Regions from separate parts of the Mus musculus genome. Here regions 2, 3, 4, 5 and 6 are each linked to region 1. Evidence: chromatin loops called from intact Hi-C (ENCODE). Cell type or tissue: left cerebral cortex. All regions are shown on one strand. Region 1 holds the start of Hs3st2 (heparan sulfate (glucosamine) 3-O-sulfotransferase 2). Region 2 holds the start of Gm39081 (a long non-coding RNA gene). Region 3 has its middle 78 kb from the start of Gm36736. Region 4 has its middle 16 kb from the start of Gm39081. Region 5 overlaps Usp31 (ubiquitin specific peptidase 31). Region 6 has its middle 24 kb from the start of Gm39081.

Evidence for each region. Hi-C counts contacts between places; a loop is a spot of excess contacts. Peaks named below come from ENCODE experiments on the same cell type or tissue, not always from the same donor. Only the 100,000 strongest peaks of a DNase experiment are listed, where the experiment ranks them.
Region 2: a loop joins it to region 1, with 2.9 times the contacts of the local background. A loop is called at or near these places in 4 of 42 quality-filtered maps.
Region 3: it touches region 1 in a loop (2.3-fold over the local background); 3 of 42 quality-filtered maps call a loop at or near these places.
Region 4: it touches region 1 in a loop (2.9-fold over the local background); 7 of 42 quality-filtered maps call a loop at or near these places.
Region 5: it touches region 1 in a loop (7-fold over the local background); 6 of 42 quality-filtered maps call a loop at or near these places.
Region 6: it touches region 1 in a loop (13-fold over the local background); 7 of 42 quality-filtered maps call a loop at or near these places.

The regions. Positions count from the first base shown.
Region 1 is chr7:121,389,224-121,393,223 of GRCm38, reverse strand. Hs3st2 (heparan sulfate (glucosamine) 3-O-sulfotransferase 2) reads right to left here and starts at 928. Exons shown (of 2, transcript NM_001081327.1): 1 at 10-928. The coding sequence starts at 494. In left cerebral cortex, CTCF peaks have their summits at 919, 1,581 and 1,793 (motif pointing left); DNase peaks (open chromatin) are centred at 508, 956, 1,557, 1,729 and 1 more place; H3K4me3 peaks cover 1,743 bases; H3K27ac peaks cover 1,556 bases.
Region 2 is chr7:121,538,074-121,542,073 of GRCm38, reverse strand. Gm39081 (a long non-coding RNA gene) reads left to right here and starts at 2,199. Exons shown (of 4, transcript XR_869921.2): 1 at 2,199-2,291. In left cerebral cortex, a CTCF peak has its summit at 2,467 (motif pointing right); DNase peaks (open chromatin) are centred at 1,978 and 2,462; H3K4me3 peaks cover 345 bases; H3K27ac peaks cover 1,073 bases.
Region 3 is chr7:121,257,252-121,261,251 of GRCm38, reverse strand. No RefSeq gene overlaps it. Among named protein-coding and RNA genes, the nearest start is that of Gm36736, 78 kb to the left of the region's middle. In left cerebral cortex, a CTCF peak has its summit at 2,250 (motif pointing left); a DNase peak (open chromatin) is centred at 2,233.
Region 4 is chr7:121,553,468-121,557,467 of GRCm38, reverse strand. No RefSeq gene overlaps it. Among named protein-coding and RNA genes, the nearest start is that of Gm39081, 16 kb to the right of the region's middle. In left cerebral cortex, no CTCF peak of the experiment used is centred here; a DNase peak (open chromatin) is centred at 2,311.
Region 5 is chr7:121,639,177-121,643,176 of GRCm38, reverse strand. Usp31 (ubiquitin specific peptidase 31) reads left to right here. Exons shown (of 16, transcript NM_001033173.2): 16 at 1-1,156. Among named protein-coding and RNA genes, the nearest start is that of 1700025J12Rik, 51 kb to the right of the region's middle. In left cerebral cortex, a CTCF peak has its summit at 1,820 (motif pointing right); a DNase peak (open chromatin) is centred at 1,826.
Region 6 is chr7:121,562,087-121,566,086 of GRCm38, reverse strand. No RefSeq gene overlaps it. Among named protein-coding and RNA genes, the nearest start is that of Gm39081, 24 kb to the right of the region's middle. In left cerebral cortex, a CTCF peak has its summit at 2,361 (motif pointing right); a DNase peak (open chromatin) is centred at 2,371.

The DNA.
Region 1 (4,000 bases):
CCCTCTTACCTGTACCAGTCCAGTCCTCGTCCGTAGTTCCTGTCGAAGAAGTGGGGCTCAGTGCCCAAGGCCCGCACGTCCGGGTGCACGCGGATAAACTCCAGCACCGCCCGAGTTCCCCCTTTCTTGACGCCCACAATGAGGGCTTGGGGCAGCCGTTTGGTGCCTGGCTTCGGGGAGCCAGAGTGATTGGATCCGGAGAGGCGCGGTGCTGGAGCGGCAGCGGCGGGCGCGCTGGGAGCGCTGGGCTCACTGGGCGTCGGCCCCGGGGGATCACACGGGCGGGACTTCGCCAGAAGTTTCTGGCCGCTTGCGCTGGGGCCGCGGAGGCAACGCGGTGCGCCGAGCAGGCGGCTCTGGCCCAGACCGTCGCAGCAGCACAGGAAGCTGTAACACAGGTAAGTGCAGGACAAGGACAGTGTGAAGGCGAAGAGCAGCCTGCGCGCTCTCCGCGGCTGAGGTGGCCCCGCGCGGCCCAGGACCCTATAGGCCATAGCTCCATGGGCCCGCGCCGGGGGTCATGGTTTCCGAGGTGGCACCTGCGGCGGAGCTGCTGCGTGGCTCTGCGATTGCCTAGAGGGCTCGCGTGGCGCTGTCCCCGCTGTGCGCGTTGGGCGTAAGGGATATCATCTCCTCTGGGGGCAGCTGGCCTGGGCAAGCACCGTGCCCGGGGGTCCCGGGTACGGTGGCTCCTCGGGGACCAGGTGGCTGCATTGCCAGCATCTCCCGGTATTAAGCGATGAGGGCTCTGGACAGCCGGGCGGCTCCCGGCGCTCTTCGATTCTCACGCGCGTCGGGTTCGGAGCGCGCCCAGCGCCCGAAGCCCCATTCCGGATGCTCCGAGCGCCTTTCTGGGGACGCTCTGTGGCCGCGCGGCAGTGCCGGCGGGAGGATGAGCGGACCGGACGGTGGCGCTGGCGCCGGCCGCGTTCTGGCTCCTCGGGAAATGCCGAGTGGAGCGCGCTACCGGCTCTATTTAAGGAGTCGCCTGACGTCAGCCGCGCGGGTCCCCCGAGCCCGCGCCGCACCCGGGGACCTGGCCCGCCCCTTGCACCCTGACTCTCTTATTCCTCTCAGGTACAACACCTCCCCAGGTTCTCCCCATGAGGACTGCTCCCTACGGAGCCTTGACCAGCTTGGGGAGGTGAAGGGAGGGTGGGCAGGTATGTCCTGTACTCCTGTGGGAGATTAGACACCCCCATCACTCCGGCCTCTGGACACCTGAGATTACGCCAACACCCACCCTACACATAGACCCGGGTGTTCATGCAAGCACCCAACCCTGATACTCGGTTCCACTACACTTACCCACACATGCACCACACATACACTAGCACAGGAACAAGCTCACTCTAATCCGGACACTCCTCAACACCCCACAGAGGGTGGAGAGAAGAATACACCTAACCCGAAGATAGGAACACAACAAGGACACACCCCATCCCCAGCCATCTCGCCGAACCAATACACACAGCCTGGAATCTGGCATCGTGCAGGGTGCGCACACGCATGGGACCTGGGCGCACAGTGCAAAATGGATGGGTGGAGGAGAGTGAGATTCCGTGACTAGTTACCGAGCCCCCTAGCACCCGCATGCTGACTCACACCCAGGCGACTCACTCTGTCTCGCACCCATGGAGCACAAACCTCTATCCAATTTGCACACCACCTCATCACACACACACCCCGACTCCCGCCCCCCCCCCCCGCCCCCTTACTGGGCCTGGAAATCAAGCTAGCCCCAGAGCCTCAGACTTATTCATCTCTTGGCGGCCGCCCCCTAGCGGTGGCCTGCTCCCCAGGGAGCTGTCCAGGGTACCAGACGCTATATAAGGGTCAGCATATAACTGGTTTCCTCACAGTGACAAAGCAGGAGGAAATAAAGGACAGAGCACTTCTACATCTAATGATTGTCAAGAGGTTGTCTTCAGAACAGCTCCCAGTGACCAACCCTAGCTGGTTAGAACCCTGCATTCCAGGTGGGATTTACATCCCCTAAAAACCTGGACCAGTGTTCCCAAAGAGAAGACCCTCACAAGATGGCTGTATGACCCCACCACCCCCCTCAGCTTCCGTTAGACTGACGATGACTTCAGGACAAGGTCTGTGTATTCTTGCTCAAACTGGGAAATATGCTCTGTTTCTAAACCAAGCCCATCCCTAGAAAACTTAGATCAAGCTCTCTGCTGTAGGGACTAGTTTCTAATACATATAGTACATGATAAGTAATTTGATAACTGTTAAAGCCTACCATACTATTACCGTTTCCTCGCATTTCTTTGGATTATTTTATAAAAAAATATTTTTATTTATTCTGAGAATTTCATATCATATCACTTCCAATCTCAGCAGCTCCCAGAACCCTCTAACATGTTCACTCCCAATTTCATTTCTTCTCCCCATCTCCTACCTCCTCCTTCTCCTCTTCCTCTTTTTCTCCTCCTCCTCTTCTTCATCTCCTCACCCTCCTCTTCCTTCTTTGTCTCCCTCCTCTTTGTCTTCCTCCTCTTTCTTCTCTTCCTCCTCCTCCTCTTCTTCAAAAAATAACCCACTAAGTTCAATTAGTAATTCCCACAGCTTACTGGGTGTGGGTCCATCTTCTGCAGCATGAGCAACTTACCAGTCGCCACACCTCCGAAGAGAAAGGATTCACTGGCAGCCATCACCTGCCAGTAGCTCCCCAGCCATGAATGGGCCCCATAAGCTCCCTATCAGTCTATAGGGGGAGGTTGACGGTCTTGACCTTGTGTGGATGTTGTGCAGGTAGCCACTGTGACTGTGAGTTCATGAAGGCAATGACCCTGACATGTTCAGAAAGCATCACTTCACAGTTCTCCTTCTCATCCTCCAGTTCTTGTATTCTTATTTCCCCCTCCTCTAACGTTCCCTGAGCCTTGGGAAGCATGTGCTGTAGATGTCCTTTCCGGGGGTGGGCACTCTCAGTCACTTATTCTCAATGCTTTGACCAGTTTTGAGTCTCTGCATTAATCCCTGCCTACTTAAAGAGAGAGGGGGAGAGGGAGGGAGAAGAGGTGGGGGAGGGGGAGACAGAGGGAAAGAGAAGAAGAGAGGAGAGAGAGAGAAAGAGAGAGTGAGAGAGAGAGCAAGAGAGAGAGAGAAGAGAGAGAGAGGAGAATCTCCTTCTCTGATCAAGGTTGAGAAGCACACAAATCGATGCCTATATCTCCACATTAGAATCTTAATTCTAACAATAGCTAGCATGTATCAAGTGCTTGTTTTGTGCCATAATGTGCAAACTACTTAAAAGGCTTTACCTCACTTATCTTTGGAGATAGGTATTATAGGCATTATTATAAGTCCTAATTTACAGAGAGTGAAAAGAGGTTAAATAAACATATACTGAGTAATTGGCAGAGCTAGGATTAAACCCAGACAGTCTGGCTCCAGGATTCAAGGTTTTAATTACAGAGCTCTGAAGCTTTCGAACTTCCTTTGAGCATTATCCACATGACTCCATCCCAGGCTCTTCTCCTAGATGTGGATGAATATATCTAGATTGCTGCTAAAAATCTGGTATCGAGGACTGGATGAGAATTCCAGGTAGAGCATATAAAGTTCAGCAGGACCCTCACCCCCCACCCAGCTTTGATAAATTCTGTTTCTAGTAATGCCACCAAGGACCCCACTGCCTTTTTCCTGCAGCAGCATCACACTGCTGACATCTCCAGCTTGGAGCCTCGTAGCATCTCTAAGTGTTTTCCTACAAGTGCTGATGATTGAAGCATAGCTACTCCCTGCTGTGCTTGAGCAGTGGACTTTTAAAAAAACCCTAACATGTAACATTTGACCTGATTAAATTTCATCTCCTCTCATCAGTTCATGGCTACAGTTATTTTTTTCAAATCTCAAGTCGTGATTTAGCTTTCATATTCTTGAAAGATAGAAAGGTTGAATCCATACTTTTTTAAGGGTCTTAAAGGTTGAACCTAGGTCTTTGTATAGCTAGGAAAATACTTTACCTCTTGACTTTACTTTTAAT
Region 2 (4,000 bases), 150 kb before region 1:
TGGGATTATAGGTATGCGTCATCATACCCTATGTGGATGGTTATGGACAAAGATTGACATCTAGTCCATAGGTAAACCACAGTTTATTTCTAGTGTATAAAACTTAAATGATTATAAATGAAAACACCCATAAACAAGAAATGTAATTTTGGGTACATTCATGGAATGCAATTGTATGGATTGTTAAAAGTAACATGATTGGAAAGAGTCGATTATCCCAGAACATATTTATAGCATCTTGACAGCGTGTAGCTTCCTTTTCTCTGTACATTCAATGTTCATCAGACATTTTGTTGCTGTGACAAATTCCTCAGAGAAATACAGTTGTCTAATGGTTTTAAAGATGTCAATCTGTGCTCATCTGGCTCCATTGTTTTTAAGGTCCATGGCAAGGCAGAGATACTGTAGTCAAAGTGTGGGTGTGTGGGGTGCTGTTCACCTCATGGCAGCCAGGAAGCAAAGAAAGAGACAGGGGGCAGGGTACAATGACCAGGCAGAGAAGGTGTCTCTGCTGGTCACAGGAATACAGCTGGGGTTTACTCTACACTTAGGTCTTGTTCCCATGTCATTCATAACCCAGCCCTGCATGGCTCTTCTTCCGGAATGGTTGCACAAAGAAAAGCACTTTTGCTGGGCAGTGGTGGCGCACACCTTTAATCCCAGCACTTGGGAGGCAGAAACAGGCAGATTTCTGAGTTTGAGACTAGCCTAGTCTACAGAGTGCATTCCAGGACAGCCAGGGCTACACAGATAAACCCTGTCTTGAAAAACCAAAACAACAATGACAACAACAACAACAACAACAACAAACAAACAAACAAAATAAAAAAACAAAACAACAAAAAAAGCACTCTCTAAGAAGAAATGTCACATTAGGTTCGGCAGCTTAGTAGTAGATCAGAGCATCTCCCCTGCCCTTCACTGGCTGGTCCTCGTCCGTAGTCTCCTCAGGCTCCAGGTCAGGTCAGGGAACCCCCCCCCCCCACCAACCTCTTACCATCATGGAGGTGCAGAGATAATGGCTTTTCCTCTTTATCTCCATAGTATATGATTGGGGCTTTCATTATGCAGTTAGTTGTCCTTGGCTCCTGCCCTGTCCAAACCAGGACAGCCAGACCAAGGACAACTAACTGCATAAGAAACAGAAACAGGCTCTGGGGTCATTCCCCATGGGGCAGGATCCTAGACCAGGAGAGGGAATAGTTTTGAATGAACTCAAATCATTTTCAGCTGACAGAAGACTGCAAGCCACACTGGACCTGCTTAATTTCCAGACTTCTCGAAGAATCCCAGGACTGTGTCCCAGTGATGGTTTGCTTCACTCTTTCTACACACTGTTTTCCTATGCGAGCCACCATGTCCAGCTGCTCTGCCTACACCATACAACTTCAGAAGGTACCATTCCTGTAGGCTACAATAAGAATGGCGTCCACTGGAATCATGCAGTAGGGTGAGCCATCCCACTGTTACCTCCATTTTGGATCTCTGGATAGGGATTTGGTCCTATAATGTGTAATTTTTCACAAAAGCCATATTTAAGAAAGTTAAGGCACCCCTATACCTCCATATATCAGCGGGGCTTATTTCTGGCTGGTGACATAATGATTGAGTTTTATTTTCTTCTTTGTGAATTTTCCCCCCATTTTCCAATTTTTCTGCAACGAGCACATATTCTTTCTTTAATCAGAGAATGAGAGAAAGTGACAATAAATGTTACTTTAAGAAAGAAAAAAAAAAAGTAAACGAGGTGTCCAGAGAGTCTGGCAGGCAGGAGAGCAGAGGCGAGCGTTTACTTGTAAGAGAGAAGCTGGAAGCAGGCAAGGAGAGGATTTCTAATGAGGCCAAGAGTCCAGGGAATGTGCCAGAAGGGGCTGTGATTACCATCCGAGTCTAACAGTCTTCTTTAGAAATCACTAAGAGCACCGTGTCCTGGGAACACAGGGAGCTGTAGGACGCAGTTGGAGAACAGGGTACGTTGCCCCAGGAGTGGGGCTGAGTGCTGCTTGAAGTCTCTGCCCCCACCAAAGGAAGCGAGCCAAGCTGGGAGCAGCTTGATTAACTGCCGATCTGTGCCCAGTGAATGAAAGTTCAATTAGAATGGGGTTTGCTAATGAAATCCAAAGGCAGGAACAGGAAGCTGGCAAGAGCTGCTATTTTCTGGAAGTATAAATCAGAACCTGAAGAGGGTGGGTGTCGGGCAGGAGTGCCAGTGAGAGCAAGAGGGGGGCTCCCCTAGGTTGTTTGGGCCACCCTCAGGAGAGGGGCACCTGGCAAAGACGGACTGTATTCAGGTAGGTGAGCTAGAACCTTGCCTGGCTTTCAAGCTCATCTCTAAAAGAAGTATGCTTGCACTTTCCTTACTGGACGACTGTTGAGAAGTAAACACCCGAGACTGGCGTGACTGGCGAGACTGGCGGGAGATGAGTCTTCAAGCTGACTGGTGGATGCCAAGTGCTTCAGGAACGGCAGGTGGCGCTGCTATGGAGTCGGGCTGGCCTCCAACACTCATCTTCCTGAGTGCTGGGATGGCAGCGTGTGCCCAGCTGTAGCAATGCGTTCTTCATTCCCTTATGTACATTGATATGTTTATCATCACTGTGCCTCCAGAAGATAACCACTAATGAGGGTGTACATGTGTGTAAGGGTGTGCTGGCGCATATGTGTGTGTAGGTCATGAGTCTTGATGTCATTCCTCAGGCTCCACCCACCTTTCTTTCCCAGGGTTGTTTGTGTTTCCATCTCCCAGGTGCTGGCGACAAGCATGTGACATCCCACCCAGGTTTTCACATGAGTATTAGAGACTGAACTGAAGTCCTTAGACTTGTGTGGCAAGAATTTTACTGACTGGGCTTGGCAACCTAGTCGGCTTGGTTAGTTCCAGGTCAGTGAGAGACCCTGTCTATAAGAAAGAAAGACAGAGGGAGGGGAAGAAGGAAGGAAGGAAGGAAGGAAGGAAGGAAGGAAGGAAGGAAGGAAGGGAGGGAGGGAGGGAGGGAGGGAGGGAGGGAGGGAGGGAGGGAGGGAGGGAGGGAGGAAAAGAAAGGAAGGTGGAGCCTGAGGAATGACACCAATTTTACTCCAAGATAAACATTTTTATAATAACTTTATTTTTTAACATCTTATTTGGAAATGATTTTAGACATAGAAAAGTTGACCAAGTGGTAGAATGTTCCTGAATGTCCTAGACCTAACTTCCACCAATGTCAACATCTTACAAAACTGTATTTGGATTGTCACAAACAGCCAACTGTCAAGCACATGAAGACTAAAAGCTGACACAGATTGTAGTGGAGTTCTCCATACATCCTTCCTGTCCAGGACCCACTTCATCTTTCATCCTTATGTCTCTCTGACTTCCCCCATGTGTGTTCTGTCTTTCAGGATCTTGACATCTTGGAGTGTTCTTATCTGTTATGGTATAGGATGTTTCTCAGTCTGGGCTTGTCTGACATTTCCTCCAATTAGCAGACATTCTACATCTGGGTAAGATCGCCTCAGATGGAGTGATGCCCTACCAGGGACTTGTGATGTCGCTACATCTTGTACTAGCTTTGTATCACATATTAGTTTAGAATTATGGGGGCTTGGTAATTCATCAGAGGCCCATGAGTTTATGGCAGGGTCTTATGAAACCCAGACTGACTTCTAATCATTGATCCTCCTGCTGTAGCCCCTGAGTGCAGAGATTGCAGATGTGCACTTCCACACCTGCCAGATCTGTGACTTTGAACTGCACAGATTCATAGACCACACCCAGTGAGCCCGAGTTCCTTTGCAGCAGAAACCTCTTGTAGTGTTGCATAGCTTACTGTACCCTGTTTCCCGCTGCTGGAGGGACTGAGGGAGGCTAGACATGCAGGATTTAAATCGAGGCTTGCCATCTCAACTACATTGTGCCATTTGCCTGCAAACCAAGCTTGATAGGTTCCTTAGGGGAGGACAGAGAGCTCTGGGGCCACCAATTCAGCAGACACAGCATCAGAGCTGAGGCAGGAGGATC
Region 3 (4,000 bases), 130 kb after region 1:
CCAAGTACAGTGGCTCTCCTGGCACTTTTCAACCCAAACTGACATGAAAGTTACTCACTTTTTGCAAGTGAAGTGGAAGGCATGACAAACACAGACTTGAATGAATAATTGGCCTTTGATAGGAGAAAAGAGCTAAGGTGGCAGCTGGGGAGATGCAGTGAGTGTCAGCCCCTGCTCTGCAAGCCTGAGGACTTGAGTTCAAATTCCCAGTACCCGCATTAAAGTTGGTGTGGCTATCTATACACTCATGTAGTCCCAGCACTGGAAGATGGAGACGAGCAAGTCCCAGGAGCTCACAGCCCGACCAGTGTAGCTAAAATGAAGAACTTCGGGTTCAGTGGGAGACCCTGTCTCAAGACAGTAAGGCAGAGAGTAATAGAGAAAGACACACACACACACACACACATGCACACACACACACGCACATGCACACACACACACACACACACACACACACACACACACAAAATACAAAGTAAGGAATTCATGCTAGAAAACAATGTGAACATTTTAAAAAGTTTTACATGGTATTTCCTATGTGCTGGATGCTGTTCTAGGTAATCTATAAATCCATAAGCCATCCAACCATCTGAACAATTTCCCTAGGTCAATGTTAAATGTGTGCTCTTGAAAGGTGAGCAGCCAGCGTGGGGGAGGGGCCATGCCGCCTAACAGCATTTGACAATAACCTTTAGTGTAAATATTGCTGCTATGGCCAATGGCAAGCTACCAACATGACAACACAGACCTCAGATGGTGTTGTCCTGTGAAGACAACATTCTGTCATGAGGAAGGAGGTATATTGTGTATCACTGTCACCACATAGAAGAAAGAGACACAAATAGCCCTAGGAACACAGAGAGTAAACTGGAGGAGACTCATTAGGAATTGATGAGTCTAGTGTATTTATTGCCTTTAATTTTAATTGCAAGTTTATAAAATTTAATTTTTAATGATGGCCATCTTTAACAGCCAGCTCTTGGATTTTCTGATTATCACTTGGCTCTGACAAACTGTCTGACTTCAGCACATAATGGTCAGCCTTTGTGCCATTTAAAGGAGGACACCCATGCATGAAGAGGGGACATACTTCGTAAAGGTCACACAGTTAGCAAGTGGAGACGACAGAACTGGAATTCTAGAATCTATTCTAGCCTACCTGTCTACAGCTTCCTTCCAGTACTGTTATTTTTCTTACCCAACAGGCCATAGGTTTCCTTTTGGGTTTTTTCTTAAGGCCTACATCAAGTGTATCTGATGATGGTCGAGTCAACGGGAGGACTGGGGATTGAGTGTGGTTTCTTCCCTAGACCTTGGGAGTTAAAATATCCTTTTGTGTCCACAGCCAAGAGGCCCTCAGCGCGTGATTGGTTCCCTGGCCTTCACCTAGTCTTCTTACCGGCCCAGCATGCCTTGCCCTTTGGGTCCTACTGCGCTTGCGTCCAACCGCACATCCATTATGGAAAGGAGGGTCCCTTAATGTAGCGCAAATTATAGCTGGAACACGGGCAAATTGCCGGCTTTTACTAGCACATAAACTGAGCGGAACCTCTGAGATAGATCCGCATTACCCTAAACGGCATCCATAATTCATACCTGCCGCAGAAACGCTTCCCTCTCTCAGGGCTGGAGCCGATCTATTATTGATGGGCCCCTCTGAAGGCCGTGACCGTTTCTCAAGCCCCAGCCATCTGCTGGCGTGGTCCATTTCTCAGGCTGCGACCAGGCATGTATTCATCAGAATCAACCCCCAATTAGTTTCCTAGCAGGACCCGGGGGGAGGATTTATTTGAGGAATCAAAGTGAGTGCTTCTAGAACAGTACCCCCAGTTCCACCCCTGTGACGCTGATCAATACACACAGACCCAGCCAGCAGCAGGCCATGTTAGCCTTTCACTGCCTTAGGGAGTCACAAGATCAAAACTAAAAGCTGCATCCCTCTCTCCTGCTCCTGCGGAGGGCTGGGAGACCACAGCTTCTAGCTTAGTGTGAAGTTGCTGCCTCTCCCGGCATAGAAAAGTAACCACAGAGAACACAGACGTGGCTCCCCAGCAGAGTGGTGGAATAATAATATGATAGCAACATCAACAGAAGCGGGAGGGAGAGCACTGATTATGATCTAGGCCTTTCAAGAAAGTCTTAACCCAATGAGGTAGGCTTCAATCATTCTCTTCGCTTGAGTCACTCAAATCTTTTGAAGGCCAGAAGGCCAGTTTTAACCACTGCTCTATGCTGCCATCTAGAGGTGGAGGGGAGGGAGTACACAAGCTACATCCCCCTCGATGGCAATTTCTCAATTAAGTTCTAGTGACTGTTCACGTGTAGTCAGTCCTGTTAGCTGACCAAAGCCCTCGGCAGCTGCATACATGAGGGGGTAGATGCTTTTTAATGTCATTACTGTTTTATTCCTTGTTTTGTCGCTTCGTCAGATGACTGACTAGTTTTTAAACGACTGAGTTAAAAAAACATTAATAAACACGCGTAGACTATATGAGTTTGTGTTGTATTTTGTTTGATTTTGTTGACAGGTCTCACTATGTAGTCTAAGGCTGGCCTTAAACTTGTGATCCTCCTGCCTCTGCCTCCCAAGTGCTGGGACTACATTTGGAGGCTTGGCATAGTATAGCAACAGGGCTGGATAGATGCTAAGGTCCCCTCCAGTCACTCAATCCCAAGCCTCAGGGAGGGTGTTAGAGCACGCTGTGGGCTAATGCATACAAGCTCTCCAGCCTCTGTCGGGATCTCACCCTGCTAGGTCACTCTCTACGTATCCCTGGTCACCTCCCCTCCACCCTCATATCTTTGAAGCTAATTTCTCAGATCCCATCTTACCCCTAGAACACTGCAGAGCTTAAAGCCTACCCCCCCCCCCACTCTACCATCAAATCCTGTATTCTCCATCCTTGTTCATGTGTCATGCCTGCCTTCTCCCCTGGGGAAAGCCACAGAGATGGTCTAGTTGGTTGAGGTCCATGATGAACCTAAGGGTAAAGCTAGAAATCCGGATGGCACACAAAGTCGAGAACGGTACAGGAGGGAGGAGAGGGTGTGGAGCCTGGAGCAGATCTGATTTAACTCAGAGGAGCATCCACTAGGAAGTGCAAGACAGTTGCCCAAGTGATAAGGCAGCTCACAAACTCTGGGATAGACAGGCTAGCAGTGAGTGTCCCCCAAACTGGGAGCAGAATCTGAGAGACCTGTGACCAAAGCAGAACTCATGGGGAACCAGATCCTGGTATTTGTTGAGTGACTTTGGGCACATCTCCTGATCTCCCTGAGCCTCGGTGGGCTCACCACAGCTGCAGATGGTCCTACTTCCTTCCTTGCAGGACTCCGAAGGCTGCAGGGAAACTGAGGAATTAGTTAAGCAGTTACCCTGTACAAAGCAGTCAGTAGACAGTGTCGCTGCCCTTTGAGGACAAATGCCTAAGGCAAAGACACTGATGCTTCTGAAAAACAACCACCAGGTCTGTGCCAGGGTCAGGTGTAAGGGAAGCATACACATTCCCTGAGAGGAAGGCTGGGCTAGCTTCCCTGGGTTTACAGTGGGGCAACCTTGACCCAGTCACAGAGGAGAGCTCTACACTGAATGACTCCAGCATTCACAGGAAGGTCCTGGAACCACTCCAAGTCAGATCATGCCTGCTCGGCAGTTTTGGTTCTTTGGTCCCACCAAGCATCCTAACTGAGATGATTATTTATATAGCCAGCCTTGAAAGGAACTTACCTTACCTAGGTTCTGAGAAGGATCCCCATGGCAGAGACCATGGCTCTTACTGTACCTTATCTCCTTCCTCCCTTAGAAACAGCCTCCGTGTAGAGTTGCCTACATGAAGACTCAGAAAGGGAAAAAGATATTCTTCTCAGGTTCACTTGCTGCTGGGTCTCACTACGTGCCTGATTTCTAGTCAGAAGGTTAAGCAACGTGTCGTTTGTGACTTTAGAGAAAGCTCCCTTGATCCGTCTTCCCTTCTACGGGCTGGAATGCTGAGGTGATGGC
Region 4 (4,000 bases), 160 kb before region 1:
TTGTCTTTGGAACAAGATGTAGAACTCTCAGCTCCTCCAGTACCATGCCTGCCTAGACACTGCCATCATTCATAATGAACTGGGTTTCAGAACCTGTAAGTCATCCCCAATTAAATGTTTCCATTAGAAGAGTTAGTTGGTCATGGTGTCTCTTCCCAGCAATGGAAACCCTAACTAAGACGGCGTTTAATCATGAGTATAATGGCTAATCCTGACTGCCAACTTGACTATACCTGGAGTCAACTAAAACGCAAGGGATTTTCTTGGTTGGACTATTTGAAGTCAGAAGACCTACTCTGAATCTGGACCACACCTTCTGGTAGAAGCCTACAGAAAAGCTCACAGAAGGAAGCTTTTGCTTTTTTGCCTGCTTTCCTCACTCTCCTTGGCAAGTTCATCTATCCTTCTCCTGAGTTATTTCACTGGTATGAAAACCTCCTTCTTCAGGATCCCACTGTAGACTGAAGACCAGCAGTTCTCTAGGAATCCTCCAGGACTCCAGCACCAGATTGGGACTGCTCAGGCATCAGCCTCATGACTGAATAACTACTGAATTCTAGGCCTTTCCATTGTGAAACAGCCATTGTTGAACTACCTGGACTGAAGTCAGTAAGCCACTCTGATAAAGCCCACTTTCATACATACATACACACACACACACACTGCCCATTCTGTTCTTTTAGAGCAGCCATTTTCAACCTGTGGGTCATGACCCCTTTGGGGAGGTGGGTCAACTGACCCTTTTACAGGGGTTGCATATCAGATATCTTGCACACCAGATATTTACATTATGATTTACAACAGTAGCAAAATTACAGTTATGAAGTAGCAATGAAATCATTCTATGGTTGGAGGTCCCCACAACACGAGGTCACAGCATTAGGAAGGGTAAGAACAGAGATGAGAACAGCCATACTGCATTAGTCAGGGTTCTCCCAAGCACTGGTGAAACATGGAAGAAGCTGTGTTACATTTGCAGTCTCTTGATACTTTACAGCGGGGGTTAAAGGTCAACACATGAACCCCTGGTGGACATGTTGCTCCACATTCAAACCAAGGCATGATACTGGCAGAAGCTTAGAGGGTACATGCTCACTGGCTTTGTCCCCTCTTGTTCATCTGAGACCCCAGTGACTACCTGTGTACAAATGAACTCAAGGAAGCCTAACAGATGATGAACAACATATGGGTAGAAGTTGACTTTATCTCCCCCCTGTCCTGCTAACCCAGAACCTCCACTTGACATGTAGGAGAGGCCATCCTGGACCATCTACTTGTGGCATAGCCACCAGATAGACCATAAAGAACAGCTGAGCTGACCCAGCCCCAAGGAACATGCTCGTTAACTCATTACTATGAGAAATAGAACAAAATTGTGTTGATTCATCATGTTTCCCAATTGCTTGTTACAAAGCAAAAGCTGACCAAGACAAATATGGTGTATTTGTAGTTAACCCCATTATTTAATGTTTCCCCCATTTTCTGATCTCCTTGTGTTTTTTCCACATACAAAAGAATTATAAAAAGGAGAGATCGTGTATGTATTTGTTCAGTGAGTTTATATGTTTAACATTTTCAGAAGAGGGATATACCGTATGGCCCATTGATGATGTCATATATGTGTTTTAGTTTGGGGGAACTCCCACTAAGCGCTCCAAGGTGGAGGGATTCTCCTCCCAGCAGAGAGCAGGCTCCAGCTAGCTCCCCCTGCAACAGCTGCTGTATGTTAGCTGAGCTTATCTGTATTCTAGGCAGGGAGTGACAGACAGCTCAGAGCAAGAGACTCAAATGCACATCTGAGACCCCGTGAAGTCTTTCCTCTGGACCGTGATCCACAGGGCAGGCAGAACCCTTTCTGTGCTGACCTGGACCTCTGCCCTCCATCCTTAGGGGGTAGTGCTAATGAGAGGGAGAGCTCTCCTGAGGGAATGCTGCATGGTCCAATGGCCAGTCCCTGCACTGCTTTGCATGCACAGCCTCACAGGGCTCTAGGGGTTACAGAGATGGTGGCCTGTGACGGCTTTTCCAGCCACAGAAGCTGAGGAAATTCTGTGTCCTTAAAAGTCCACTGAATGGTATCAATGGGAAGGGATGGGGTGCCTCCTTACCGTTGGTTTGTGTGGTATCATGACATTAGCCCTCGGAGGGAGATGTTGCTGTAAGCTGCCATCTGACTTGAAGACTTTTGTTTACACGCAGCTCATTTTGAGTTTCCTGGGCCCCAGTGCCTCCAAACATTTACCCGAACAAGATGTGAGCATGGGAGAAGGCAGCAGGGCAGTGAAAGTAGTCTCATTGGCTCTCCCAGAATCTCTCAGCAGTTCCTCTCACTTGCTATTTCTTTTCCTCCTGGCACACTGTAAAAGGGACAGCCTGAATGACTCAGAGCAGAGTTAGAGAGTAAAGGGCTCCTCTCCTTTACTCTGGGTCTCTGCTGAGTGACTGGCAGTGAGCTCCAGGAAGCTGCTTCATTCTGCCGTGGCTCAGTTTCCCCAGCTGTAAAAAGATGATGTAGATTCCTCAGTGTGTCTCTTCCCTTAGTTCCTGAAAACACCTAGTAGGTGCACTGGTTCTCTCCATTCCAGACTGTTCTATGTGAGAGAAACCAAAGCCTAGACAGGAAGTGAGTGACCCTAAAACTCACAGGCGTGAATGACAGCAACATTCTTCAAGTTCAGGTTGTTCGGCCTTTGAGCTTTTGGCTTATTCCCTGATCAGTTAGAAACCTCTCTCCATTGAGAAGCCGACCTTGTGGTTGCCAGACAAGGCACAAACACCTGGACCAGGTACTTTATCAGCTCTTTCCTCTAGGAGTACGGTCTGGTGGTGAATTCTATTGAGAATGAAGCCATTTTATTAAGAAAGGAGCATGGGAAATGGTTAGGTGGGAGGTCAGGCCCCAGGGGGGAGCTATGAAGTGTAGGATTTATAGTAAGATAAAGCATAGGAGCTGTGGTTACCGTTGCGGAGCCCTGGGAGGTGTGGACAGCCCAGAATGTACACTGCATGGAAGGCTGGGCGAAGCCTGGCCCAGTGTGGACCCGTGACTAGTGTTTATGGCAGATGCTGGCTATGAGAGGAAACACTTGGGACTTCCAAAGACCATCATATGCTCTTGTACTGCAGTGACCACAAGTCCTGACAAAAATAACTTCAGGGAGGAGAGATTTCTTTTGACTCACAGTTTACACTGTGACTGGGAAGGCACCCGACAGCAACTAAGTGGCAGTGGCAGTTTGTGGACAGGGTGGTTGACAGCATGGTGGACCAGACGACCCTGAGAGAGTAAGACAGGAATCAGGAGTGGGGTATAATCTTCAGAGTGGTCAACTTCGTTCAGCTAGGCCTAAAATCGGTACCAGCCAAGGAACAACTTTTAAAACACAAACCTGTGGGTATTCAAATCACAGTGTTCATCCTCTGCCTCCATCATTCTGTTCCCCAGCTCCTCACCTGCCCTGATTACCAGGTTCCCAGATTTCTGGGAGATTTACCCTTCCTCATAAATCCATGTGATAAGCAAACCTCCTCCCCCCGCTGCCTCTTCTATAAGCTAACGCTACCATTAAAGAGAAGGGCCATTGGCAAGGGTAGAAGGCATGCCCCAAGGACAGGTAGAAAAATAACTAGGAGAGCTGACAGCCCCTTGCAGGTTGAACACTTTTCTGGCTGTTTCCACCATAACATACCACCTCAGTACTCAGTAACTGAAACATTCTTGCAGTCTTATTTCTTATATGTCTTGTAGGGCATGTAGATCATACCACAAAAGGAATTGGCATGGATCTGGTGAGGTGGAGCATGCTCAAACCCTAGACGTCACAAAAATAGAGATTAGAATCTCATCGTGAGATCATGGCAGGAGTAGGACTAACTCCCTTCTTGTTTTCTATGTCTGCCATTGGCATGTACCAGGTGACCCCAACCAGCAGTCAGTCAGTCACATACCCAGCACTTAGAATGCCTCTCCATGCTAATGAGGCCTTTCAGTAGACTTGGC
Region 5 (4,000 bases), 250 kb before region 1:
GGGCTGACACCGACCCATGCAGGAGAGGGAAAAATGTCCAGGTTAAAAAATATGGTAGAAGACAGTGGAAAGTTTCCTGCCTAGCCTTGCAAACCCTGCCCTGCTCTGGCAGCACCGGTGTAACCCACAGGCAGCACTGGGCCTCCTGCTCAGGTTCACTCCCTCTAGGTCTTTTCTGTGTAGTTTCTGGAATCCTTTTTAGTTTGAAACAAATGTGAAACATTTTATTCAAATTATTTTGGAGCCTTTTTTGTTGTTGTTTTTTTATGTAATTAAAAAGATCATGTAATACTTAACCAGAAATGTTACCTACAGAGGCACATGAAATTTGGTTTTAGTCTGTGGTGAGCCAGGCACACTATACCATCTTCAGAATAATCCACTGTGCTGTGTGTCCTCATCCCATTGAGCATCAGACTGCCTACAAAAAGTTTATCTGACATGGTCCGTATTTTAAGGCTATCAGGAAAACATCAGAGCTGGGACAGCTTTGGCACAGCCTCCCAGAGCCGAGCTCTCTGCTGCTATGAACTCTGCAGCGGGGACTTTGCTAGGTGCTATTCCAGACTGGGGGCCGTGTTTCTGCGCTTGCGGCTCTGTTGGGTTTTCCTGTAGGCATTTGTGTTGTGTAGCTTTGCTCACCAACTGTGCCTCTCACCACTGGTTAAAATTGAGTTCAGGCCCATTACCAAAATGTGTTTTTTTGTTTTTGTTTTGTTTTGTTTTTGTTTTGATTCTCTTGTGATTTTGCACCGGCGTCTATTTCTCCAGTTGTCTTAAAAGCTGCATGTCATGTCACTGTACACAAAATGCTTTGGTGTCATTCACGAGCCACCATTAGTGAGCTCTGTATAAGTTTAATTTTGCAGTAAAAGGACGGCAGAGTATCCTTCCTGCAGGCTGGAAGAAAGTGTATCCTACATTTTAAATTATGTTAGGCCAAGTGCATGAGGTGTGGCACTGCCTTCTGTTATTTATTTGTATATTTTATTATTCAAGGTGTACGCACTTTTAAGAAGCAGAATTTATATTTTTATGTTGAAAACGTTTTATTTCTGAGACAGCAGTTGGTTGTATAGTATATAGTTGGAATTAAGAGAAAACTGGAAAATGTAACAAAACATAATAAATTTATTACATGATGCCTTCTTCAAGACATATTTGTCTTTTCTCTCCCTTGCCAAACCAGTTTTTAAAATGTTGAATAGTGTTTGTACTGCATAGGTTTCTCTAACAAAAGGCTTTAAAACTGCAGTGTTTCAGGTAAAACATCAAGTTACAGGATACTGCCATGCAGTTTGGCCAACTCCCCATGCAATTACTGTGTAAAAAGATCACATCCATACTTGTTCAGTGCTCCCAGTCAGCAGTTATATGAGATAAGAGACTATTTGTCCTGGGCTACAGAGCTGGCCTTGAAAGAGCTCACATTCTGCCCCATTTCCAGCGGATTCTCATTGTTCTTCTTTGGTTGTAAGAGGAAGCTGCAACATAAAAATATTCTTTCCTCAGCCTTCTCTCACCCCGTATACACATTACCTGCTTTATTATTTTTATGTGTATGAATGTTTTGCTTGCATGTATGTAAGTGCACCACTCGTGTGCTGGTGCGTAGGGCCTGGGGGAGGCTAGAAGTAGCTGTGCTCCACTATGTGGGAGCTGGACCGAGGCTCTAAAAGAGTAGCCACTGCTCCTAACCACCGAACCATCTCTCCAGCACTCCAGTAACTGACTTCTGAGGTGTTTTTGTTTGGTTTTGGTTTTGGTTTTCCCCTAGCTATCTGGCCAACGGAATGCTCTAGTGGGACTGTCATATCACTTATGACCACTTGGGGGCAATAGAGCTCAGCATTGTATTGTAAGTCCAGTTTACCGATTTTAAACTTCTCATCTGAGGGTAGAAATGCCTGAGGTGAATTGATTCCTCGTCTGGTAAATACTCCAGCCAGCCATCACTCTCGGAGAGCACCATGGAGCAGGTACCTTTCCATTCCAAAGCACAACATCATGGCTGGGTTGGGGTAGACCACATGCTCCGTCATCCAAAATAGCACTCGGCTCTCCCTCTAGTTTGGAGTGGTAAAATTTCTCCTTTAGCTTAACCACAGCACACTGTTTACTAAAGAGGTTTCACCATGGGTATAAATGTTCATGTACAATATATAGATCTAGTATTTGCATAGATATTTAAGGACCACTCTGGCTCCACTGTATTTGGAGGATTATTTTCAAATACTTGAATGCTTACTGTTTCCACAACATGTTTTAGCCTCTTAAGTCTTCCTGAAGAAAGAAAAGGCATGGCAGAGCTCCTTGGCCAGGTCTACTTACTTGTCCTTTGAGTTAAAGCCCCCATGAGAGAGTTGAAGTCTACGCCCATAGAAAAAGGTTGAAAACCTTTCACCCCAAGTCAGGGCCCTTCCCAGGTGGGCTCCAGACTTGAGCAGATGTTTGGTGTTGCCAGTGGCTCGCCCCTTTTCTTGGCATCTCCTCCGTGTGGGTTGCCCCAGACTTTTCCTGATCTGGTGGATAGGGTCTTTCTCCTGTGGAGCCCTCTGAGATTCTGTCTTAACTACATTGTGGCTCACCACATTTCTCTCTCCCTGTCAGCATTCACTACACAGGAAGAACAAGGGATCTCCTCTCTTGGAGACAGATTTTACATATTTGGCCCAATGAGCATCACCCCATTCTTTATAGTTTCCAGGGCTATGTCATTAATTTGACATGCTCTTTTGGTTTAAACAGCTCCATTCTTTTCTCAATTTGTTTTTTATGTATGTATGTATGTATGTATGTATGTATGTATGTATGTGTATAAGTGCTTGGCCTACACATATGTTAGTGCTTCATATATATGCCTGGTGCCCATTGAGATATGAAGATCCCCCTAGAACTGGAGTTGCAGGTGGTTGTGAGCCACCCTGTGGGGCCTGGGAATTGAACCCGGTCCTCTGCAAGAGCAACAAATGCTCTTAACCTTTGAGTCAATTCTCCAGCTCCCCTATTTTTTCCTGAGTTGAAGGTTATATGAGGCTTCACTCTTTAGTTAAGATCAGACATCTCATATTTCCTAGGCCTTCCCTGTGTTTAAGGAAAAGAAAGAGACTCAGATCCGATTCCAAGGACTTGGTCTGTCTCCTAGAATAGGCCTCACAAGATTGAGCTGTGTAGAATGTGAATGGATCTCATTCATACAACATCACATGGGGGAAGATGACAGTTTTCTATCACCCCAAGACAAGAGTCAGGTCCCTTGTAGAACTATCTTGTGTGGCCCAGCAATAGGGTCTGTCTAGTCACAGGGTCAAAGTAGCCAATGTGACATTTCAGCACTGTGCTCAACACTGCTCTTCAAAACATCCTGCCTGCCAGCTCTGAGACACAGAAATGGTCCATTTCTTCACCCTCACATCATCTCCCAAATACCACCTTGCTTCAAAGTCCTCCTGGGTCACCCTCGAAAACGTTGCAGTCCATGTTACAGTCTGCCTCCTCCCTGTCTTATGTTCTGCAAACATATATGGCACCAGCTGAGTGAGTGACATGCAGAGGGTGTATTTCTTTCTCTTAAGGACGGCACATGGTGGTAACTTCCTGAACTACCAGCTGGCTGACTTGTCTGAGTCAACCATCCTGTCTGTGAGGTGGAATCATGAAGGTTAAAGGGGAATGATGCTCTTTAAGCCTGACCCACTGTGCTGGGCATAGAGAAAATGTTCAGTGAGCTGTCATTGTAACCATAGTGATGAAAGAAGTGCTAACCCTGGAGGACTTGCAGGATAGCTCTCATTCCACACAAGGGAAACTCTACTTTTAGAAGCCACAGGAAGCCCTTGGTCAGGATAAGAAGCAGCTGAACAAAGGAATGTGTGATCATTCTAAAGGAACCTCCTATGACCTGCTGCCTGTATTCTCAAGTAAATGACAATTAGGAAGAGTTTAATTTAGGGGAAGAAATGAGATCCAGTTTAAGTCATTTCATAGTCACCATGACAAC
Region 6 (4,000 bases), 170 kb before region 1:
CCTTCCATGGGTGTTTTGTTTCCTATTCTAAGAAGGGGCAAAGTGTCCACACTTTGGTCTTTGTTCTCTTGGGTTTAATGTTTTTAGCAAATTATATCTTATATCTTGGGTATCCTAAGTTTCTGGGCTAATATCCACTTATCAGTGAGTACATATTGTGAGAGTTCCTTTGTGATTGGGTTACCTCACTCAGGATGATGCCCTCCAGGTCCATCCATTTGGCTAGGAATTTCATAAATTCATTCTTTTTAATAGCTGAGTAGTACTCCATTGTGTAAATGTACCACATTTTTTGTATCCATTCCTCTGTTGAGGGGCATCTGGGTTCTTTCCAGCTTCTGGCTATTATAAATAAGGCTGCTATGAACATAGTGGAGCATGTGTCCTTCTTATCGGTTGGGGCATCTTCTGGATATATGCCCAGAAGAGGTATTGCTGGATCCTCCGGTAGTACTATGTCCAATTTTCTGAGGAACCGCCAGACTGATTTCCAGAGTGGTTGTACAAGCCTGCAATCCCACCAACAATGGAGGAGTGTTCCTCTTTCTCCACATCCATGCCAGCATCTGCTGTCACCTGAATTTTTGATCTTAGCCATTCTGACTGGTGTGAGGTGGAATCTCAGAGTTGTTTTGATTTGCATTTCCCTGATGATTAAGGATGTTGAACATTTTTTCAGGTGCTTCTCTGCCACTCGGTATTCCTCAGGTGAGAATTCTTTGTTCAGTTCTGAGCCCCATTTTTTAATGGGGTTATTTGATTTTATGGAGTCTACCTTCTTGAGTTCTTTATATATATTGGATATTAGTCCCCTGTCCGATTTGGGATAGGTAAAGATCCTTTCCCAATCTGTTGGTGGTCTTTTTGTCTTATTGACAGTGTCTTTTGCCTTGCAGAAGCTTTGCAATTTTATGAGGTCCCATTTATGGATTCTCGATCTTATAGCACAAGCCATTGCTGTTCTATTCAGGAATTTTTCCCCTGTACCCATATCTTCGAGGCTTTTCCCTACTTTCTCCTCTATAAGTTTCAGTGTCTCTGGTTTTATGTGGAGATCCTTAATCCACTTAGATTTGACCTTAGTACAAGGAGATAGTACTGGATCAATTCGAAATCTTCTACATGATAACAGCCAGTTGTGCCAGCACCATTTGTTGAAAATGCTGTCTTTTTTCCATTGGATGGTTTTAGCTCCCTTGTCAAAGATCAAGTGACCATAGGTGTGTGGGGTAAGTCTACTTTCTAACCACCTTGTATCTCCTGCTATTCCCCCTGACTTGCCCACCAGAGCCATACGGGCCTCTTTGTTGCACTCCTGTTGCATGCCGTGGTTCCACCTCTGGGCCTTACTTGCTCTTTCTCCATTTGAAACCTCCCTCAAAATATCTATGCAGTTGAATTCAGTGCCACTTTTGGTCTGAATTCAAATGATTCAAATGCCATCTCATTCTCTTGAACAGTTTTTCCTCCTGCTGATGCGTTCTGTGTTGTAACTACTCGTGTTAGTTGTTGTCTATCTTTCTGCATTGGCATAAGGTCCAGAGTGAATGTTAGATGCCTGTTTTGTTCTCATGTGGTTCTCTTACCCTAGAACACTACCTGGTGGTTACTACGCTCTGTCTCTCTCACTGTTTGTCTTTCTCTGCCTGTCTCTGTCTGTCTTGGTCTCTCTCCTTCTGTTTGTCTCTTGTCTCTGTCTCTCTGTCTCACTCCATTTGTCTCTGTCTCTGATTCTCCCTCTCTTTCCCTCCTTCACCCACAGAAATCGTGCAATGACATAACAAAGAAGAGAGCCCTCTCTAAGAGTTAAGAATGCTGGCACCTGCTCTTGGATTTCCAGTCTCCATAACTGTGACAAATGCATGTTTGCTGTTCAAGCCACCTGCTCAGTGATGTTCTGTGATGTTCTGTGAAAGTATCCTGAACTGATAGAGACAGTTATGAGCCAAGCTCAGGAGCCAAGCAGTTCGGAGGCCAGCTGGACAGTGTCAAGTGGAGACTTCTGGAATTACGAAAAGCCAGAATTGTCATAAGCAGTGGGAAGTAATGGCAGAATGGGCAAGGACTGGCAGTGCCCATGTTCCCTGTGTAAGCCGTTTAATGTCTTCGGAGATGCCTATAGTTCTATCCCACTCCGAGGGGCTCTTACTTTAAGATGTGGTACCAGCCAAGAAGCAGTGAGGAAGAAGAAATTAGGAAGAGTGAGCCGTAAGGAAGTCTATCCTGGGGCTCTTCTTTACTGCTTTCTGAATCTGTTTTCCACTGCAAAATCAGACCCTTCCATCCAGCACCCTCTGGCAACCCTTTGCATTCCTTTCTCTCTTTCTCACGCCCCGTAGAACCTGGAGTTACTCTCTTACACCACCAGGTGGCAACCATGCTTCGGGGAGTCAAAACCTAGAGGTAATTAATCACTGGAGCACAACTCTGGGTAGGTAAGCAGGTTGTACTTACATTATCTCATTTAAACTTCTCGACACTCAAAGAAGTAAATGCTACTATTATCTGTAATTTACAGAGCAGATATCTTAGACTCCACAACCTTTTAACTAATGTCACTCATCCAATCGGTGGCTCTCTGAATACACTTTCTTGTGGATCCCTCTAGGAGCTGAATAATGACTCTTTTGAAGTTGGACAGAGGCAATGCTCTCAAGGCAAGTGCTTTACCAAGAGAGCCCTTCCTCTACCTTGTCTGTCAAAATGTTTTACAGTCAGTTGGATTGAACCCTCAAAGCCACTTTATAGATTATACACTGTTAGCATCCCACCGTTAGCATCACTGTAAACACTCCATAGGCAAGTTTGCTAAGGTACAGAGCTGCTGTTTACTTATGTCTGACTGGGTGACAGCCCTAAGGCCAAGAGCAGAAATGATCTGAGCTTCCTAGGTGCTTTGCCTAAGATTCAAAGTGGCAATGAGGGAGATCTATATCCTTGGCATCTTGTAAAGATGGCAGGATATCTCAGGAAGAGTGAGATAAACCCAAGAGACTCCCCAAGTTCTTTCAAGCAGGAAGAACTGAAAATTTTGACCCCAAATCCTAGGTTTGGTCCTATTTCAGGGACCAAGTTGACAGTTGCCTCAGATGTCTGGGGTTGCTTGTTTTATCCACAAAACAACCGAGTAGACCCCATCTGGAGGCTGCAGACCCCTCATGCTCACAGAGCAGCACAGCAATGAGCAGTGAGGGTCAGGCAGGGACGGTGGCAAGCGGTTGAGCTAATGCCCATTGTAAGAAGCAGTTATAGCTTATGACTACCACACTGGGGATTGTTGCTAATCCCCTGATCTGCCACAAGTTACCGAAATCCAAAGTTTTATTCAGTATCTATTTAGGGAAATGTTAGCAATGATTTAAGTTTTAACAACAATCCAGAAACTGATTAAACATACATGCAGGGGGAGGTGGAAGGAAGGGCAGCAGATTTGATAAGCAAGCTCCTGTTGACTGTGTTTGGGGATATCTTTGGCCCCATCTATTTCTGAGGTCTTCTTGCTCTTTGAGAATTAAGAGGCATGGCATCAGCTAAGTAGCCCCAAGGAAGGAAAATGGATTAAGAAGAAGAGAGACCTGTAGGGAAGGTGTCTCTGGAACTCTTTGTAGGGCAGTAAACCCCATAAGCAGCTCATGTTTGTTCACTCCCAGAGCCTCCTGGGAACTTTGCGAGATGGTCAGATTCATCTGAACCTTGCTGTTTCTGGTACTTACACAGCCTATGCACACACCAAAGTTTGAAAACTGTTGACCTGTGTGTGTGGTTTTTAGTCCTGGCTATATGAGAGAATTCCCCTGAGAGCCTTGACAGCCACTGATACATAGTCTATAATACCACACAAGATCCACCATGCACCCATGGTAGAGATTGAGGCTCAGCATTCACCCAGAGCCTAGACCTAAAGGCTCTTAGAATGGAGACTAGCCATGTACCCAGACTATAGACTTACAGTGCCCCACAATGGAGATCCACTGTGCATCCAAAGTGCAGGCCCACATGT